2 separate regions of the Homo sapiens genome follow, and region 2 is linked to region 1. The links are chromatin contacts, found by Hi-C or POLR2A ChIA-PET in ENCODE. All regions are on one chromosome and are shown on one strand. The core of a region is the stretch at or near the end of the contact, and the rest is flanking DNA. Distances in the headings are between cores, read along the strand shown. Region 1 holds the start of TRPC3 (transient receptor potential cation channel subfamily C member 3). Region 2 holds the start of EXOSC9 (exosome component 9).

Region 1 (3,058 bases), core at 189-2,688:
TCAGTGACAGGAATGCCATAGACAAAGGCAGAGAAATGGGAAAGTATCTAGCATGTCAGTTGATGACTGAGCGTTCAGGGTAACTGCAGTTAGAATGTGTATGAAAAAGGATGGGAGGAGAGATTGAAAACTTGGATTTTAACCTGAAAGTAGTGGGAAGCCACCAGAGATTTTTATAGAGAAAAGTCGTGATCAGACTTTGCTTTAAGCATGGTCTTTCCAGTAGTACAAAGAATGAAACAGTATGGGGAGAGGTGGGCTGCAGAAAGGCTGGATAGCAGGGAGAAGCAGGGGAGCCTGAATTGAGGCGGTGGTACCGGGTGGAGAAGGGCAGTCCTGCTTTAGAGATATTCCAGAGGTGAAACTGAATAGGTCTGCTAACCTACATTGTGAAACCGTTAACACTTGCATATGTACTAACAACTGAAAAGCACTTCCAAACATAAAGCACTATACAATATTTACTTGTTTTTGTTTTTCCTATATTAGATGTATAAATGCTATTGCTTCTTTCAACATATAGACTTGCCAATTTAATACACAATATTTTATTTACTTTTTAAGAATTAAATTCAAAGGAGCTACATTTTCTTGTGTTTTGCTTAAATTTGGGAAGAATTGTTCCTCTAAAAAGTACAGTATAATTGGATACAGTTAAATAAATTTTATCTCATCAGAGCGTGTCCAGTATTTTTGTGATTTTTCCTAGTTGGACTTGCTAGAAAGCCGTCTATTTGAAGCAAGGGAAAGTCTGGAAGAACACACTCTTCTGGATCTAATCTAAGTTTTCTCACTACCCACCTATCATGAGTACCTTTTTCAGTCTCTCTAGGCCAAGGGTTTCTTATTTAAAAGGACCAAGAGACTCCTTGATCCCTAAGATTCCTGCTAAGATTCTGTACCTCTTTCCTCCCAAAAGAATGACTGGTCTTGAATTCTAAAATGCAATTTTTGTGAGTGTGTTTTAAAAAGAAGACTGCATTTCGCTGAAAAATCTTCCTTGGAAAGTATATAAATCTTATTAGACGCCTTTGAGAGTCATTAAAAGAACTGAAGCATCATGCACGTTTAAAACATTACCAGGCTGGATGGAGTACGAAGGCACTCAGGGGAAGGTACTTAAACCTCCGTAGGTTCAACCAAGTCTTACCGGGAGTAACCCAACGAACAAGTGATGCTTTTTGAGACAAATTTGGAGAGTTGGCTGCAGGAAAATTAACAAGCCAGTGGATTTCCTTTTCCCTTCCTTAGGAAACTTGTTTCTGTAGATGCAAAAAGGGCCCTAGATCCTCTGGAAGAGAAAGAGAGTGGGGAGGGGAAGTTTCTCTTTCTTTACTCCCCACCTGCGGTCTGTCTGATTTCCTCTCCAGCTCTGTCTGATAAGGAATTGATTCTCCCCCTCCTCTTCCCCCTCCCGCCCTCCCTCTCCTTCTCCCTGAGTAACGATGCTGTCCTAGCAAGTGATGCTGTCGGAGACAGGAGACGGGCGCCGAGGAGGCATCGCCGCCGCCGCGGGGCTGGAGAGCCTCTCCCAGCACCAGAGCCCCGCTCGGCCCCGGGCTTCCTCGTCGCAGCCACGGCCGCGGCAGCTGCTCCCACGGTTTGATGGTGGGCGGCGGCAGCTCGGCTTCGGCGCTAGCCTCTAACTGCTGGATCGCGGGCCGCGACGCTCTCCGCTCCTGCCTTCCCGCCCTGGGCCGCCCGGGGCCCCGGAAGCCGCGGGAGGTGGTGAAGGGGCGCCGCGGGAAGACTGCACTGCCGCGAAGGCGGAGGAGGCCGGCAGCCGGCACCCCCACACTCGGACCGCAGCCGGCGCGATGTCCACCAAGGTCAGGAAGTGCAAAGAACAAGCAAGGGTGACCTTCCCGGCGCCGGAGGAGGAGGAAGACGAGGGCGAGGACGAGGGCGCGGAGCCGCAGCGCCGCCGCCGGGGCTGGAGGGGCGTCAACGGGGGGCTGGAGCCGCGCTCGGCGCCCTCGCAGCGGGAGCCGCACGGCTACTGCCCGCCGCCCTTCTCCCACGGGCCGGACCTGTGAGTACCGGGCCCGGCCGCGGCCCGCGCCTCGGAGGGCGGTGCCGGGCGGGGGGCGGGAAGGCGCGCGCCGGGCGGCTCCACGTCGAGCCCGGGACCTCCGAGACCCACATGGTACGGCCAGGCAGTTCGATTTGGAGTGATTTGGAGGGGACAGACCTCGGCCGGAGGCTCGCCCCCTCGGTCCCGCGCGGTGGAGGGACACAGGGGCTGCCGAGTGCGTGGCAGGGGCTCTGTCCAGGCTCAAGCACACGGAACAGCCCGCAGGCGGGCACACTGACTTCAGACAAGCATCCTGGCGAGCAGCCACTCCCTGTATTAGAGCCGAGGAGCTCGCACGACTGCTGCCAGGGCTGGGCACCCCTTGGAAGACGGACCCCGGGGTCCCGAGCTTACCCAGGGAGGCCGAGGAAGGGGAAGATGTGCACAGACCCAGGCGCGCACTTGAACCCTGAACTCCTCCCGGGCGTCCCAGCGTGGACTTGGGTCCCCTCCGACGCTCTGGGACGTCGGGGGCGGGGGCAGAGAAGTGGGGAGTAGGGAGGGGACAGTGCGATACAGGGTGTGGGTTGAAGGTTTGCCCAGGCGCCTCGTCTCTCTGTGGTTCAGTCACATTTGGGGTAAAACTGGAACCGAAGCCCTATAGGGTCCCCTGAGGGAGAGAGTGGGCATCGGGCAGCCGGGGAACCGCTTTAGTGATAACTTTGACTGCGGTTCCCAGGCGGTGCAGGGTCAGCGGCTCGCGCCCCGGCGCGCGGGCTCTCTTTTTCTCTTTCTTTCTTTCCCTCTCTCTCTTTCTAAACGAAGGAGCGGTCGGCGCGCTAATGCATGAGAAAGAGCAACTTTTCTTAATTTCCAATCTTGGAGACAGCTTTTAATCAGTGCGAGACGCAGAGAAGATAAAAAGAGGGTGATCGGTTTCACAGGGTGAGATGCTCTGTATTTTTTCTGTCACGTAACACTGGGAGTGCCGCAGGGTTTACTGTCTTTTTTAGGAAGAACGCTCAGAACTAGGTAGAGAACTTG
Region 2 (3,058 bases), core at 347-2,846, 150 kb after region 1:
CTGCCTATAAGGAGAAAATAGGAATGGGCTAATGTCATGAAATATAACACCAGGTATTAAAACAAAAGCTCACTGCTGTTAGGTTCTCCTATGACTAAAGCAACTTAAGAAAAAGATTTAAATACCTGCCAGGTTCGAAAGCTGGAGCGGCCATCTGAGAGAGTTCAAGGTTAAAAAAAAGAATACCTTCTGTTGCCCGATTGAGTTTTGGAGACACAAGTTCACAGGAAACCTGTCCAAGAACTCTGCAAAGATAAAGTTACAAAGTATTAACCAAATAGACTCTCCTTCCAAAACAAAAAACTGAAACAGATAACAAGTTTCAATCTTAATGTGAGTAATATCATACTCAGCCAAATAAATCATAGGAGATAAAAATTATATGTAAAGTATAATATACACAGAAATAAAACATAAATTGGTACAACTAAAAACACGACAGAAAAAACACCTCTCTTCTTATTACAATGTTTACTATTCCACAGATTGTTTTAAAAATCAGTGACCTTTACCTCTAAAGCAAGTATTTATTGATACAAGATGGCATGAAAACCTGAGATTTCTTAAAGGTTTTCACATGGCATAGTTCACCACCATTATGTGACCAAATAGCCTCACAACTTTCAAATGAATATCTGAAAACCTAATTTTCATGTCACTCAGGAAAAAGAAAGCAGGATGTACACTTAATGACAAGATGCTCAAGATCTCTATATTAGTGTGAGAAACAAATTCCATATGATCACTACTAGTTGTCTATACGATTTATAGAAGTCAGAAAAGAACTATGTGATACGTGACAGAAAATACGTTTATGATTAAAAAGTTCAAGTGTGACCACAAAAGCAAAAAATCTCGCATAAAAAAATACTTATTTTTGTCAGCTAAACAAAGAATACTGTCCAGACTTCTTAGCTGCTTTATAAACAACCAAGTCAATAAGGTCTTTTTTCAAACTTCTCCCTTCCGAATGTGTATCTCATTTAAATCCTGTTACCTTGTTTTTCCAAGTTCCACAATGCAGCATCCGTAATCTGTTCCAAATGAGATCCTGATGTTCCTATAATCATAGGTTTGTCTGCCATCCAGCCGCTGTAAGCACAAATTCATTCATTAATTTATTCCTTCAACAAGTATTTCTTAAGCAACTACTTTTTGTCTGGCCCTGGGCTAAGCACTTGGGGGAAAGTGGAATCCTAACCAGCCCGCCCATACAGGAAAGTGGAAACTACAGCATGGACAACTGCTGCGGTGACTGGAGCCTTGAAAAGAACCTGTCGAAAAAAAATAAATAAAGCCTGAGGGATGGGGTGAACGTGCCGGTCGTTCCCCTAGTAGCTCCCCGGGCCCAGGCGGGCCAGGTATCAGTCCACACCTTGAGACCCGAGCGCCCACGCAGCGCGCAATTCTGCGGGCACCAAACCATACCTTCTTCTCTTCGATGGCACGGAGTAGGAAGCGGCGTTCGCAGTTTGAGAGTGGCGTTTCCTTCATGGTGTTGGGTCACCGGCCCCACAGGCACCAGAATCCGCGGGAAAAACGGAACCCGATCTTTCCTTGCGCGCCGCTGCTCGCCCCGAGGCGCAGGAAAATTACGTCATCAAGGCGCGGCGGCGGAAAAATGGGAAATGGCTTGGGCTGCAGCTACTGCGCAGACTCAAAGCGTGATTGGGGAAGGCCAGCGAGCTGCGAGAAGCCATTGCGGCTTTGGGAGGCCGTTTCTGAACGTGAAGTTCCGTTTCTTTTCTCATAAAGTGCAGAGGAGAAAAGGATACTTAAAATAACCATGAGAGTGATAGAAATTATTATCAGTAGACCGCTCGCACACTTCACCCTTTGCTCAGTCCTCTCACGGGGTGGAGACTAGACATGTACTTCTGCAATTTCACAGATGAGTTGACATTGGTCCCTGGAAAGCCGCAGATGCAGGATTTGGAGCAGATTAAATGAACAAACACTGGAATGAGGCGGCATAAGGGTTGGGGGAGAAAGATAAATTGGTGAAATGGGATGTTTTTGTGGCCAAAGGTGAAATCTTGTGGGATCTGAGAAGTTGATGAGAATGGAGAATGTTCGCACGTAGTAACTAACGATGTTACTACTACTGTGGACTGAAAGTAAATGCACCGTTTATTTCTTATCCCCTCTCCAGTTATTTTAAGTCGATAGACTTTTTTTTACGGTCACAGAGAAGCCTTAGCGGGGCCATGCTGCCAACCACTCAGCTTTTTTGGAGAGGCAGTATCAAATAGTAGTTTTAAAAAGTGTTCACTGCCAGGGTTCAAATTTTAAGGCTATCATTAACTACTATAACCCTGGGCAAGTTAACCTGTGTGCTTCACATTACTCACCGGCAAAAAAAAAACAAAAACAAAAACAAAGCAGGGGAAGTGAGAAACCTATTTATTCTGAGGAATAAAAATGAGTTAATATATACATAAAATGTTTAGAACAGTGCCTGGCATGGAATAAGCACTATTTAAGTGTTTGCATATTATTATTTTGTTTCCTTTTGCTTTAGAGGTGGTAGGCACTGTAACTCCTACGCAGTCTTTCTCTGGCTTCTTTGGTAGCTTCTCACAAGTTTTTTCTACCAGTGATACATTTTAGTCTCACTTTGTACCACTTGCAATCCATGTACTCAATAAATACTTGAAGAGGGCCTACTCTGTCCAAGAATAATTTAAGTGCTGGAGAAACAGGGTAGACAAGATCCTTTCAAGGAATTTATATTCTTTTTGGAAAAGGCAAAAAACCCTAAACAAATAGAACAATTTCATACAGTGTTAAGTGCTCTCTGAGAATAGGAATGCTATCTTAATAGGGGTAGTTGCAGGAACAGGTGACTTTGTAGCGGTGACATTAAAGTAAAGTAAATCTTTGGTGTTGAGCAGGAGCACCCTTGATGCCATCTGGAGAGGAAAAGTGTTTCAAGCAGAAAGAGTAACATATGCAAAAACTGAGATGAGATGAGCTCCACATGGTCTGGAGAGAGAAATTGTGAAGAAGGAGGAAAGTGGACAGAAATGATTAATTTTCAAAATCGGCAAGGGGATTA

What was found. A loop is a pair of places that touch in the nucleus more often than their neighbours do. ChIA-PET counts read pairs that join two places held with the same protein, here RNA polymerase II (POLR2A). Pooled maps may share reads with other maps.
Region 2: a loop to region 1 is called in a map of CD4-positive, alpha-beta memory T cell, with 8 times the contacts of the local background. The contact joins the promoter of EXOSC9 here to the promoter of TRPC3 in region 1. A Hi-C loop is called at or near these places in 1 of 168 maps with a recorded cell type or tissue (CD4-positive, alpha-beta memory T cell) and 9 of 50 pooled maps. POLR2A ChIA-PET finds 5 or more read pairs at or near these places in 1 of 52 experiments (activated CD4-positive, alpha-beta T cell).

What each region holds. Positions count from the first base shown.
Region 1 is chr4:121,950,440-121,953,497 of GRCh38, reverse strand. It overlaps TRPC3 (transient receptor potential cation channel subfamily C member 3), which reads left to right and starts at 1,438. Exons shown (of 12, transcript NM_001130698.2): 1 at 1,438-2,032. The coding sequence starts at 1,818. LOC102724158 (a long non-coding RNA gene) reads right to left here and starts at 2,516. Exons shown (of 3, transcript XR_427598.4): 1 at 2,429-2,516. RefSeq lists a silencer at 1,578-1,847.
Region 2 is chr4:121,799,861-121,802,918 of GRCh38, reverse strand. EXOSC9 (exosome component 9) reads right to left here and starts at 1,596. Exons shown (of 12, transcript NM_005033.3): 1 at 1,429-1,596; 2 at 998-1,092; 3 at 126-245; 4 at 1-4. The coding sequence starts at 1,494. RefSeq lists enhancers at 1,526-1,795, 1,604-2,407.